Regions from separate parts of the Homo sapiens genome. Here all the other regions are linked to region 1. A link is a contact called in ENCODE Hi-C data. All regions are on one chromosome and are shown on one strand. Each heading gives the region's core, a stretch centred on a gene start or an enhancer-like site at or near the end of the contact. The rest is flanking DNA. Distances are from core to core; before and after follow the strand shown.

The links. Hi-C counts contacts between places; a loop is a spot of excess contacts on that map. Pooled maps may share reads with other maps.
Region 2: a map of CD8-positive, alpha-beta T cell shows a loop between it and region 1 (27-fold over the local background). The contact joins the promoter of KIAA1328 here to the promoter of MAPRE2 in region 1. A Hi-C loop is called at or near these places in 2 of 168 maps with a recorded cell type or tissue (CD8-positive, alpha-beta T cell and naive thymus-derived CD4-positive, alpha-beta T cell), 3 of 37 single-sample maps with no recorded cell type and 14 of 50 pooled maps.
Region 3: a loop to region 1 is called in a map with no recorded cell type, with 4 times the contacts of the local background. The contact joins the enhancer-like site here to the promoter of MAPRE2 in region 1. A Hi-C loop is called at or near these places in 4 of 37 single-sample maps with no recorded cell type and 4 of 50 pooled maps.

What each region holds. Positions count from the first base shown.
Region 1 is chr18:35,038,895-35,043,348 of GRCh38, forward strand. It overlaps MAPRE2 (microtubule associated protein RP/EB family member 2), which reads left to right and starts at 2,519. Exons shown (of 7, transcript NM_014268.4): 1 at 2,519-2,767. The coding sequence starts at 2,646. RefSeq lists an enhancer at 2,479-2,628.
Region 2 is chr18:36,826,950-36,831,403 of GRCh38, forward strand. KIAA1328 reads left to right here and starts at 2,178. Exons shown (of 10, transcript NM_020776.3): 1 at 2,178-2,247. The coding sequence starts at 2,190. TPGS2 (tubulin polyglutamylase complex subunit 2) reads right to left here and starts at 2,053. Exons shown (of 7, transcript NM_015476.4): 1 at 1,734-2,053. The coding sequence starts at 1,818. RefSeq lists enhancers at 1,413-1,522, 1,623-2,415 and a silencer at 1,813-2,412.
Region 3 is chr18:36,627,521-36,631,974 of GRCh38, forward strand. All of the region lies in intron 10 of FHOD3 (formin homology 2 domain containing 3), which reads left to right. Among named protein-coding and RNA genes, the nearest start is that of TPGS2, 200 kb to the right of the region's middle. Within about 2 kb of position 1,896, at least 3 of the 41 ENCODE cell types and tissues checked have a DNase peak (open chromatin) inside an H3K27ac peak, as active enhancers do.

The sequences.
Region 1 (4,454 bases), core at 1,269-3,768:
GATTTACGCGGCCCTTGGGGCCCTTCACCTGACTCACAGCCCCTCCCTTTTTAGACCATCAGCCCAAATTCTTGGCCATCATCCCATCCCTTCCTTCATGAGCAGACTAGAAACAAAGTGGGTGTGTTCTCTCCACAAAATTAGTTGGTATGATCAATGAACTATGCATTCAAATTCTGACAAATTTAGTCCCCACAATGACACAAATTATGTTTTACATACTACTTAAATATGGGATCATGGAAAAGTGATCTGTACTAAAGAACCCAGATTGAGAACATACTCTGAGGACATTAAATATTTGATTTGTAGACTGTGCCTTTCAATTTCAGACTGTCCCCCCAAAAAGGGGAAGTTTTGTGAAAGGAAGCAAATTAGTAAGGAAATTGACAGCAGCAGGTCAAGTAACAGAAACAGTAAGAGGAAGCATGGGTCTTTGCAAGAATGACTACACTCTCATGCCCCTTTAGCTCATAGTGCAATGTGAAGCTTGGTGTGTATCTTTGATACTTAGATATTCATCTGTGTACCTTGTAAGTCTTAGGTCAGAATTGGATCTGATTGTATAAGAAAAAAAATCTTATGTAAAGTGAGATGTGGACGAAGGAATCAACTTGTGCACTGTGGACTAACTGGAGAAGCAAAAGATAAAATTATTAAAATAATAGCCCAAGAGGAAAGTATAAAATAGGAAGGAAAATAAGTAGGGCCCCTTGTTTGAGATTATCCTTACCATCTGGGTTGTAAAACATTTGATTCTAATTCCAGAAACTTGATACCAGAAATAACTTATTACCAGGGACATATGCTGAAGAATTGTCAGGAATGACAAAGTGTTTACTTGTTTTTAATATCTGTATCACAAAATGATAAAGCTGATAAACCATACAGTGATGTGAAGGAGTGAGTCATAGCTTAATACTTTATGACACATATATTTATGCTGTATCTTTTACACCCCAATTCTTCCCTTTTCACCCTATAAAAGGTCAGAGACCACTGCTGATAAGCAAAGAATCCTTCAAAATCTCTCCTGGCTGGGCGTGGTGGCTCATGCCTGTAATCCTAGCACTTTGGGGCGGGTGGACTGCCTGAGCTCAGGAGTTCAAGACCAGCCTGAGCAACTCGGTGAAACCCTGTCTCTACTAAAATACAAAAATTAGCTGGGTGTGGCGGCGTGCGCCTGTTATCCCACCTACTCAGGAGGCTGAGGCAGGAGAATTACTAGAACCCAGGAGGCGGAGGTTGCAGTGAGCTGAGATTGCGCCACTGCACTCCAGCCTGGGTGACAGAGCGAGACTCTGCCTCTAAAAAATAATAATAAAAAAAAAATCTCTCCTCTCTGGAGGACAGTACTGAACATATGCAGGGTCTTTTCAGTTTATAATCTAATCCGTAGACTGCACAGTGCTAGCAATTCTGTTCACAGTTATCTTTTCACAACAGTCATCTTGGAAGTACTTGATTCTTACCTTGATTTATAATATTTATTGAGCTCACATTACAGATCATTACTGTCCAGTCACATTGATAAAACCATGTCACTTGGAAGCTCCAGTTCACCACTCCTAGCTGTGTGACCTTAAGCAGTTTACTTAATCTTACTAGTTTACTCATCTTTAAAATGGGAATAATAATAGTATCTGTCACATAGCCAATATATTTGAAAGCGGTATTGCAAGGATATAGAACAGCTTGAATGTTAAGCACTTTCAAATACTAAGTGAGGTGATCACTTTTGTAATTCAAATGGAAATAGAATAAATGTCAATGAATTAATGATCTGTATCAGGAGGCAGCATAAAGAATTTGAATTGGAGGGTTTTGGGTAACTGGTAAAATGGTGGTTATCTTTTTTTAAAAGAAAAACCCTCTTTGGGGATTCCTTTGTACAGATGATCTCTTAATTTGCCATCTTTAATCCTCACATTATTAAAGGCTACATTGATTAGAAGGAAATACAGCTTCCTTGTAGGTTTTTAGCTTTTTGGCTTGTTTTTGGGGAGATGGTTGCTGCTATTTGGAGAAAGGGAGAAAGGCAGAAATTTTAACCTTAGTCTGATACCTTTTCTACAAGCTGGCCACCAGGTCCTTTTTAGGTTTTTCTGAAACCTGACCAAGTTTAATTGTCATGGCATAAAAACTTGGTATTGAAGGAGTTAAAGGGTCTCCCACACCCCTTTGCATGAATCGTTCTTTTGTGTACACAGCTGCAGTGGCAGCACGGGTCGGAAAGGAAATGGTTAGAGGAAGAGCTGGTTTTCAGACAAGGCGAGTCTGCGAGGGGGGCTGCAGGGTGGCCTGGGGTTTTACATGCCAGATGTAGGCCTGCCCCGGTGCCTGCCTGGAGCTGCTGGCGTGGTCACGCCGCGACCCTGTGCGAATTGAGGCGAGGTGATGAGTTAGCGGGTTGCCATGGCAACAGGCTGGCCACGTGACCAGGGTGCTGCTGCCGGCGCTCTGACGTCAGCTGCCAGAGGGCGGGGCCGCAGGAGGGCGGGGCGCGAGCGAGAGCTGGGAGAAGGCAGTGAGCGAGCAGGCGGCAGGCACGGTCCGTGCGGAGCAGGCGAGCGAGCGGGAAGACGCAGCCACCTTCCTCACCAGCCAGCCCACAGCGGTTTGTTCCCCTTCTCGGGAGTGCGCCAATGCCTGGGCCGACCCAAACCCTGTCCCCAAATGGCGAGAACAACAACGACATCATCCAGGATAATAACGGGACCATCATTCCTTTCCGGAAGCACACAGTGCGCGGGGAGCGTTCCTACAGGTAATGGGGCTGGCACGAGAGCAGCGCCGGGGACCGCCGTGAGGGCGCGCGGAAATCCAGCCCGTTATATAATGGAGCAGACACTGCCTGCGACCCCTGCTGCAGGCATGCATTTGTGAAGGCGGTTGTGATTATTTGGTATCTGTTTCCATGTGTCATGTTGGGTTTGCATTGAGGCTCCGCGACTGCAGATGGAAAGCATTTTGTGAATAGGTTTGCTGCCTTCGAGGGGTCTCCCTCCATCTCTTTCCTTCCACACTGATAAAAATGCATGCTGTTTTCCCCCGCTGTCCAAAGGGAGACAGGCAGTAGCACTTCCTTTCCTCCTTCCCTTTTAGATTTTAAAGGAGCCATTAGGTAGCAGTGCCAAAAGGCAGAAAACGGGAGGGTGGGGAGAAAAACGTTTGCGCTTAACCTGGAGAGTGTGCAGGAAAGATGGAATCCTCTAGATTAAGCTGCAGTCTGTGATGTTAAACCGCCAGATTGATGGAGCTTTGTAAGAATTCTGCTCGCTGATTGGTGCAGGGATTGACAGCAGAGGTGATAGTGTCAGACATTCACCAAAATTTTCTCCATAGAACCCTAGGTTTATTAGAAAGAGACTGGACTGCAAAGGACTTGAAAAAAACTGGGCGCTGTTATGCATTTTCTAAGGAGTTTATGGCCACCGCTTGGGTGGGGGAGCCTTTCCTTCTTATTTACAGTAGGAAGGTGATTCCTGGTCTTTTGCTGAGGTCTGTTTTGAGGATGGGACTGATCTTGGTCATTGTATTGTGAGCCTTTTGATTAATGAGTTGGCCTGTACGGTTGGCATCATTTTTACATTAACATATCTGGCAATATGTTCCAGTAGATAAGCTCATTAAAATTGTTTGCATTGTTTGATAAGGATAACAATGTAATGGAGAATGCAGCTAGAGTCTTATGCAGCTCAAGGCCAGACTTGAAGGGAGACTGATAGCTTCGGTCATATTTCCTCTGAAGTTCTTTTGTACTGGGGTAGTTATTTTTAAATGTTACCTTGATAAACGCTAACAATGCTTTTGCTTTGAGGCAGAGCACACATACCTCTAAAGCGCATCCTCTCAGCTGATGAGCAACAGGAAATAACTCTTTTTTTCCTTTTTAGAGCCGTCATCTAAACATTCAGATGGTATTATGGGTAGAATATTGTGTGTGTAAATGTTGCATATCACAAAATAGAACCAGAAAGTACCCTACTTCCTTTCTCTTTGGCCAAAGAAATGCAGTATTTGTTGACTCAAAAAAAAAAAAATTATAAGCAACCTTTGCCCTGTCATCTCTGGCAGTTACATAAATACTTGGAGTTAATTTTGGCTGTGCCCATGAGGTCACCAAAATCTCATGCCTTATGGTTCCAACTAATGTGTTGATATGGCATTCTTACAGATTTCAAGTGCTTGTTATTCACTTAATGTAAATCAAAATTCCTCCACAACTTCTGGAGATATCCTTTCAGAGACCCTGTGATTGGAAATTTGGGCCTCTTCTCCTCTTACTCCTCCACCTTTTTCCTCTGTGACCATCCCAAAGCCTAAAAATAGAATTTAAAAACAAAAAACTTGAAGTGATTTTAAATCTCACTAGTTTGAACTTTTTTTGTAGAAAATAAATTTGAAGCCTTCATTTTCTAAATGATTTAATCCCTGCTGTGTAGGTAGCAGTT
Region 2 (4,454 bases), core at 928-3,427, 1.8 Mb after region 1:
ATTTTGTCAAATGCTTTTTTTATTAAGATGATTATGCAGTTTTTGTCTTATTCTATTAGTAAGTTGTATTATATTAATTGATTTTTTTTAAGTTTCTTTTTTTTTAGTGACAGGGTCTTGCTATGTTGTCCAGCTGGACTTGAACTGGGCTCTAATAACCCTCCCACCACAGCCTCCCCAGTAGCTGGAACTAAAGACATGGGCCACCATGCCCAGCTATTAATTGATTTTCATATGTTAAAACCACTCATTCCTAAATCACACTTGGTCTTGGACTTCTATTAAAAGAGACACAAATTTTAAAAATCAACCAAACAAATACATAATTTCAAGTAGTGAAAGTGCTATAAGAATAAAAGAAAAAGCAGGGTAAGGAAAGAGAGAGCAAGAAAGACGGCGGTTATTCGAACTATATTCAGGGAAGGTTTCTCTGAAATAATGACATTTGATCAGAGATCTGAATGACCTGAAGAAGCGAGACATTCAGAGAAAGATAATTCCAGGTGCAAGGACTAGCAAACTGCAAAAGCCCTGAAGCAGGAACCCGCTTAGTGTGTTTAAGGTACAGCTAGAAGGCCATGTGGGCAAGAGTGGAAACAAAGTCAGAAAGAGATGAGAGCAGATCTTACAGGGACTTGTGGGTCATGGTACAGACATTTGGATTTTATTATAATTGTGATGGGAAGGCACTGAAGCATGCTTTTCAGCCTTCTTAAAAGACCTTTCTCCTCCTTAGTTTTCTGGCTAACTCCTATATGTCTTTCAAAATCTAGCATCATCTCCTCTGTGACATGTTCTTTAACTTCCCTGGTAAGATCAGTCCCCTCCTCTGTGACATCTCTGAGTAACAGATTACTGACCTCTTTTCACACTCCTAGTGACCTCATTTGTTTATTTTTTTCACAGAACTGTGTCTTTTTCATATTTTTAACCTCACGTCTAACATAGTGGTGAGTACTAAAGAAACGTTTGATAGGCCAGGCGCGGTGGCTCACGCCTGTAATTCCAGCACTTTGGGAGGTCGAGGCGGGTGGATCACCTGAGGTCAGGAGTTCGAGACCAGCCTGGCCAACATGGTGGAACCCTGTCTCTACTAAAAATACAAAAAAATAGCTGGGCGAGGCAGGAGAATTGCTTGAACCCAGGAGGCGCAGGTTGCAGTGAGCCGAGATCGCGCCATTGCACTCCAGCCTGGGCAACAAGAGCAAAACTCTGTCTCAAAATACAAACAAGCAAGCAAACAAAGAAATGTTCGATAAAAGAAAAACTCTGAGTCATTCAGTGGTGCAAGGTTGGATTCCTTTCAGACCCGACGTAGTTGTCGCCCTGGGAGGTCGGGTGCATTACTTCCCCCAGAGAAAGGTCTTGGGTTTCGGGGATAATGCCCTGGCTGAGAATGCCTCCTAGGGGGAGATCCAACTTCCCAACCGTCAGGTGCTTGCTGTGTTCCCTTTGCACGTCTCTGCCCGTCCTTCCTGGGTGGGACCTTGGTTGGCGGTGAGTGGGGGAAACTTCAGGCTTCCCAGCTCTGCCTCCGAACACTCCTGGCAAACACTTTCAAGGCCTAATCACAAACCCAGGTCCCCCACTTTCCTCTGTAACAACGGAAGTCCCAGCAGCGATGTCCACTCCTGTTCTGGGGCCAGCGTCGCACCGCTCACCCCGCACCTCATCCCTCCGCTCCTCCTTCCTTCTCCTCCACACCCTCTCGGCACCGTGCCCCCTTTCCTCACCTAGGATGCGCGTGATGCCCAGGGTCAGCTTCTCCAGGTGCGGCTTGCTGCAGCCCAGCCCCGGGGACGATGCCTCCTCCTCCATGGCTCGCGACCGCGATTCGCGCGCGGCGGGAGCGGGTGGAGGGCCGGACCCCGCCTCAGCGCCGAGGCCAATTTCATGGCATGCCGGGAACGGTAGTTCTCGGCGCCTGAAAGCGCGGCGCAGTGATGATGGGGGCCCGGGGTTGGTCTGACAGCAGCAGCTCCGTGGGGCGCCGGTTCCCGCGGCCCCGCCCGGTGCCCCACACCGCACCTCCGGGACGTAGCTTCCCCTTCGCCCCCACCCTCTCGCCCCGCAGGGGCCGGCCGCGCAGGCGGGGGCGGGCCTCTGCGTGGTGCGGCCAATGGGGACCGAGCCTGCAGGCCGAGGCGTGGCGGCCCAGGCGCGACGCCCCGAGTGGCGGTTGTTTCAAGATGGCGGACGTGGCGGGCCCCTCCCGCCCCAGTGCCGCGGCGTTCTGGAGCCGGGACTGTATCCTTTGCCCGCCTGACAGGGGGCGCCGGCGCCCTCCACGGGACGGCGAGGGGCGAGCCGTCGCGTGGCAGTCCGAGAGCGGAGGAGAAGCTCCGAACTAACCCCGGGGATGGGGACGTGCTGCTCGGCCCCAGTCTAGGTGCTGGGCTCTCCCCTTGCTTGGGTGTTAGGTGGCCGAGAGACTGGTACTGTCTGCAGGTGTGGGGACACGGCTCAGATGCTTCCCAGCGCTCACTACCGGTGAGCTCGAGAAAGATAGCCTTGAGTCCAGGCTCAGTCCAGGGCTGAGATGGCCCTCCGAGGTCCCTCTGCCCACCCTGTCAGAGTGCCCCCAGGCTGACTTGAGTGTGCGGAGCTAGCTCGAAGTTGAGGGAGGAGTCGGTGTTGGCTGGACAGGGAGCCTTTTTGTTTTGATTTAGGATTGTCTTTAGTCTGCATTGCTAGGAGCAAGTCAGGACCTTTCGGACTTAAAAGGCCCTCCAGTGATGATGTATTTTAATACTGGGGTTTTAGGAGAGGTGTGGAGCTTGGTTACTGGGATGTGGTCTGGTGGTGCTGGTTACTGCGTAAGATGGGAATCATTGTGCCTGGAAGTATTGTTGACTTACTTGTGGAGTGCGGGTCACTGGCAGTCATTGAAGTTCTTGGATCGTTGTGAGGTGGAGAAGCAGTGGAACTTTTTAGTCCAGTGGTAGTATTACCAGTTCAGCAGCAGTGATGAGATGTTTGTGTGACAGGAGTGTTTCTTTCCTTGGAGTAGGTAGACTCTTCTCGCTTGAGCTTTGGTCCTGATAATTTACTTCACGTTCCTTAGAGGGGTTACTTGAAAGAGGGACGGCAATCTGTGTTACTGAGTGCTTGCAGAGGCAGCTCTTTTTGTGTTTGCTAGGATTGGTGATGGCATTAATTGAGGCGTTGCTGTTACCTTTGGCAGAATCACTGGGCATTCTTCTTAGCTCCCAGTGAAACTTACAAAACTGTGTTATCAACTCCTTTGTTGAGTTACTAGGATTAGTGTCATGTGTAGAGAGAGGGATATGTTTGTATTCTGTGCTGCTCGTGTTTAGTGTTTGCACTTACTAGACATAATTACCATTTGTCTCTGATAGGTTGGTGAAAAGCAAATGAAATCATGTACATACACTGTGGATGAAAGCATACTAGTGCAGTGTGCAAATTAAATATTTTTTCCTTTACCTTTCAGAAGAGAATATGTGCACTGTGGACAACTGGGCTGAATTAGGAAGTTAGGAAATTGGGATAAGTCTTTTCTCAAGAAACACTGCTTCTGCATTGACATAATTTTGTGATGGAGGAGATACTTGAAGGTTATTAGCTTATAGCATCCTATGGTACTGTTCAAATATAGAATCAATGGTTTGGGGGGGGGACAAGCTATTGCAATGGGACTGAATAAGTGTATTAATAGATATATGGACTGAACCTAAGCTCTTGGTCTTCGCACCCAGTACTTTCACTTACTCATGTAGTTATATCACCCCCTATTTTATGTAGAAGTCATATATACTCCGTTATCTCTTGTATTCTGACTCCCAACATTTAATGTAAAATATTCGTCCTCTCATAGATAGTGAGGAATTGAAATTGTACAGGGGAAAAATGGTGGCGATTATATCCTATAAGATCTAATTCAGATGTATGAAAGGAATTGCAAAGTTGCTAGTGTCACCTTTCCCCTCAGACTATTCCACGTAATGACCAGTTAACATCGAGCCTCAGATATTTTCATTTTAAATCTCCATAGAGAATGTCACTGTAAGCAATGTCAAATGTAAATTTGTTACTGAATATTTGCTGAAAAGCATAATGATAGTTATTAATCATTTGATTTAGTTACATGTCTTTGCATCTTGATTCCTTTGTCATATTGATTATTTCCCAGACCACCCTAGAGCCTTTATAGTAGAATTTTCAATAGAAAAAGACCAAAAAGTAAGTACCTATAATCTGGTATTCTTTTCACACTATTGAAAAAAGATTTTCAATACTTCACCTAAACATTTAGAGAAATGTGATGGAGAGATTTCTTAGTCCTTGATGTTTCCATCATGAGAGGACAGATCATCTGTGACTCAATGGCACCTTTTTTTTTTATTGTTGTTGTTGTGAGTTATACATCTCCTGCACAGTATGATTCAGCAGTGCTGTTTTGCACAAGGAACGTTTTAGTACCTCATCTGTAA
Region 3 (4,454 bases), core at 646-3,145, 1.6 Mb after region 1:
TGCCACTCTGAATGCTGTTTGCTTCATTCTTTTTGGAATTTCACTTTACTGGAATTATTACTTCAACATTAATTTAGTAGCATTTGAGCAAAATATACTTTGCAGCTTGTAAAGATAGGTGATGTTTTATCTATCTAGATTGATGATTATGAAGTGACTTCATTTACGAAGCCTGTTGGAGGGATTTTGCCTGTGGCCCCAAAGTGACGGCATGATTTTGATGAGGTGGGAGTGCGATAGTGGGAATGCAGTGGTGAAATGCTGATTGGGAAATGATTTCTTCCTGCATAGCTTAGTCACCTGCTCAACATCTGTGCCTCAAACAGTACCTCAGAGTCAAGTGGCTCATTGTGTTCTGTCCCCTGCAGACCTTGAAAGACACAGAAGCTGCCTCATGTACATATATGCACATTGCTCTTCATCCCTGCAAACGCCCTGGCCGCACCTAACGCTAGCTTATAGCAACATGCCTTCAGATGCCACATATGAAGGATTTGGGGCTAGATTTTATAACTCAGTCACCCAAGTGATGCCAACTTTTGTAAAGAAGGGAGAAATATGTTTTAGAAAGGGGTTCATATTGTTCTAAAAAAATATAGGGCAGTCTCCACTCAGATGGTCCTTTTGCATCATTTGAATTTAACTCTCACGATCATCCTCTGTAAGATTCAGACAGGACAGGTTTTATTAACCTCATTGTACAAGTGAGAAAACAGATGGGGCTAAGTGCCTATTCCAAATCACAGGACTAAGGGCTATGACCAAGGGCTGGGCCCTTGGCTCTTAATATCCAAAGTATACAGACTCCTTCCCAGTCAACCACATCCCAGCCAACCACTCCTAAACATATTCTTCAAGCGAGATGATTAGAGAGACAATTTGATTTACATTCCTTGTAGGTATTTTTTTGTTTGAGGTAAATACAAAAATTCAAAGACTTGGAGAGAAATGCTTAGTCTCCCTGTAGACTTAAGCCAGCTATGTGCTTTAATTCTAATAAAGACTAATAAGAGCTTGAACTCAGATTTGTTTGCTTTGGTTTCTTAGGAAATACAACTCTACACTGAGCATTTGCCCAGTAAGGTACAAGTTTATTGGTCATTGGTCAACTAAAAGCATCTTTATGGGACCATGTGTGTCATAATGAGTTTCATCTTTGCACTTAAAGTTTACAAATTTCATTGGAAGGGGAAAAAATCTTAGTGCTAGAAAGTTCTTAAAATTTAGCCCAAAGCAGGAGCCCTTTCTGTCAAGTTCCCAAGAGATGGGGTACACTTCCAGGCATGGGTGCTCTTTCTCCTGAGGTACCCCATCTGCCCTTGAACTATTCTGTTTATCCTGGTTCTTCCTCTGTTGACAAAAACAGGGCTGCTTCCTGCTCTGTGTGTCAGTCCTTCTGATACCAAACACTGCATGGGACTTAACACGTGAACTTTCAGTTTCATCCTGCTGATTTCCACACAACATTCCAAACTATAGAAGTAATTTTGAACTTCATTTAGTCACTAATGTTAACAGTTGTGCCATGCAGCTTTCAGTCATGTGTATATTTTAATATACGTGGAAGAGTGACCTGGCAGATAGTGGATGTTGACAACTGGTTAGGGAGTGGAGGGTCCAGACTAGTGCCACGTGCCTCAGCAGCAGGGTCTGCAAACTTTCTCTGTCAAGGGCCAAGTAACATGTTAAACTTGGAGTACCAGACGGTCTCTATTGCAACTACTCAACTGAATTCTGCCTTTGTAGCACGTCAACAGCCATCAGCCACTGGTACTGGCATGAGCATGGCTGCATTCCAGTGACATTTTATTTATAGACACTGAGATTTGAATTTTACATGTCATGAAATATTATTCTTTTGATTTTTTTTCAACCATTAAAAATGTGAAAACCACTCTTAGCTCACAGGCCGTATAAAAACAGGTGGTAGGCCAGATGTAGCCCACAGGCTGTAGTTTGCCAACCCCTGTCCCAAGGGTCTGGGTTTCTTGAGGGAGGTTGGGGGAAATTGGCAAAGGAGAGTATGTGGCATATGAGAGAAGAATCCACTGTGTTATGTGTGAGGGCTATGGGGAACAGTATTCTTAGATTTGGTGTTAGAGCAAGGAAGTCAAAGGAATATTCCATGAAGAGATAGAGACTATAGGGGACTTTGCTGATGGCTGATCATGAGTTCCCAGGGCACAGAGGAAGATTGAGGGGTCGGAGAAGGGCAAGAGATAAGCCAGATTGAGGGACACATGGAGAGGGAGGGGACTATGTGATGAGTCCAGGGAAGATTGGACTGTGCAGGCCGGGATTGGTCCCAGTGGTCCCTTCGGGCAGTGGTTCTTGACCGGGGTGATTTTGCCACCTAGGAGACATCTGGACACATTTTTGGTTGTTATAACTGGGACGGGGTGGTGCTGCTGGCATCTAGTGGGTGGAGTCCAGGAATGCTGTTCTACTTAGTGCAGGATAGCCCCCTGCCAAACAAATAATTATCTGTTTTAAAATGTCAGTAGTGTTGAATCTGAGAAATTCTGCCTTAGGGGAAGGCAGATCGTTGGTTATGTAATCCACATGATGCTGAGATAGAGAGTGTTTTGGCTATTGGAAAGGGTAGTTTTCTTAGAAGCATTTGGAACTCTGTGCACCTACCTTAAATATTCATGTGCATGGGTCAAAATTGACTCTTTTTCAGAGAATATAATCAGCTAAAACACAGATCTATAGAATATATTTCTAGTTTAAAAAAATCCATTGGCATTTTACAAACAAATGTCATGGAAACAGATTCCTTAAATGAGATATGAATTGTCTTTCACAGCTGACTGGTTACTCTGGGCTACTACATGGTTTACAGTAGAGTCTTTTTTTTGATTTTAAGTCCGTTTAGCAAAGTTTCACGCTTCAAATTCTCAGGAAATATGCTTGAACACTTTTAGGGGACCAAGCCTTGACTTAATCTCATGCTACTCTCAGTAACTGAAATGCCAACAAATCCAATTCTAATCGGCTTCATACACATCCATCACTCCAAAAAATTGACATAATGGAATGTGACACCAGCATAAAACAAGTTGGCAAGAGAGAACAATGATTATATAAGAGAGGTGTGACAGTCTACATCCAGGCTTCACGAACCTGTTCAGAGGAAGAGGAACCTGGCACAGTCTCACCAGAAATGTTCAAGTGGAGCTGAGGAATCTGCATTGAGAAGCAGCAGTGGGCAACTCTCCTCTTGGCTGCCGATACTTTCAACTGATGGTCAAGAAGGAAAAAAGTTACATATAAGAATTGCTAATTTTTTTCCATGTAAGTTACACTAGGGTTACAGAAAAATTGACTAATGTATGTTTCACAGAAGTCCTCATTCTAATAAATGCAAAGTGATAAGGATATATAAATGGGTCTTGTGGGAGTCAGGAGTTGTAGCCAAGCCTTGAGCTTGTAGTCAGGAGAACAGTAGTCTGACCTACAGACATACTTGACCCTTGAGCAGCAGAGAGAAGATGTGGCCTAGCCTCAGCTGGTTCCAGGAGCAAAAGAGACCATGCTTAGGTGGGCTCCAGGCCAGGAGTACTGATGCGGCAGTGGAGAGCCCACTTGAGCTGCAGGGAGAAGTCTGGCAGGGGTTTGTTGTGGGGCAGGGTGCAGAGACCAGCACTGGAAGCTCAGCCTGCACCTGGCAGAGAACAGACTACCGCTCCTAAGGAGTGGGAAGCACTCAGTCTCCACAAATCCTCACCAGAGGGGTGTTTAGAATCACTGTGGTCTTGGGCATAGGATGTGGAGGTATTGAAGCATGGGAGGGCAAGTTCAGAACCCAGCTCTCCCAAAATAGCTATGTGCCAATTTATATATGGCCATTGGCTCATAGTAGGCACTGAATAAATAGCAACTCTTTATGTTTTTAAATAAAAATGATAGGATTTAAAGATGTGGTGCCAACTGTGTGATGTAAAATGAAGAGAGTTGTACCATATAGTGCAAAGATGAATATAACAGTAACAGCCACAACAACAGCTAGCCTTTACGGAACACTTAATCATCTGCCAGGCAGTATGCTAAGCACTGCAAGTGTACAAACTCCATTTTTGCTATTATGTCACGATATAGGTACTGTAATTAATGCTGTGTGACAGGAGGGGAAGCTGAGGCACAGGGAGTTGAAGCACCTTGCCCAAGGTCCCACAGCTAATATATGGTGGAGCTGGTTCTACAGTTTAGGTGGTCTAGCTCCAGAGTCCATGTCCTCACCATTCTCCTAAATAACCCTTATTTCTGTTATTCTGTGGAAATAAATACATGCTGAGTACTTGGCAATTAGTAAGCCATTAGTAAATGGACACTGCTGTATTTATTATTGGATCTATATTTTTCATATCAATACATTAAAAATTATTGCTTAATGGTACATTAAAAAATTATTGCTAATGTTCCAATATATAGATATACCATAATACCATGAT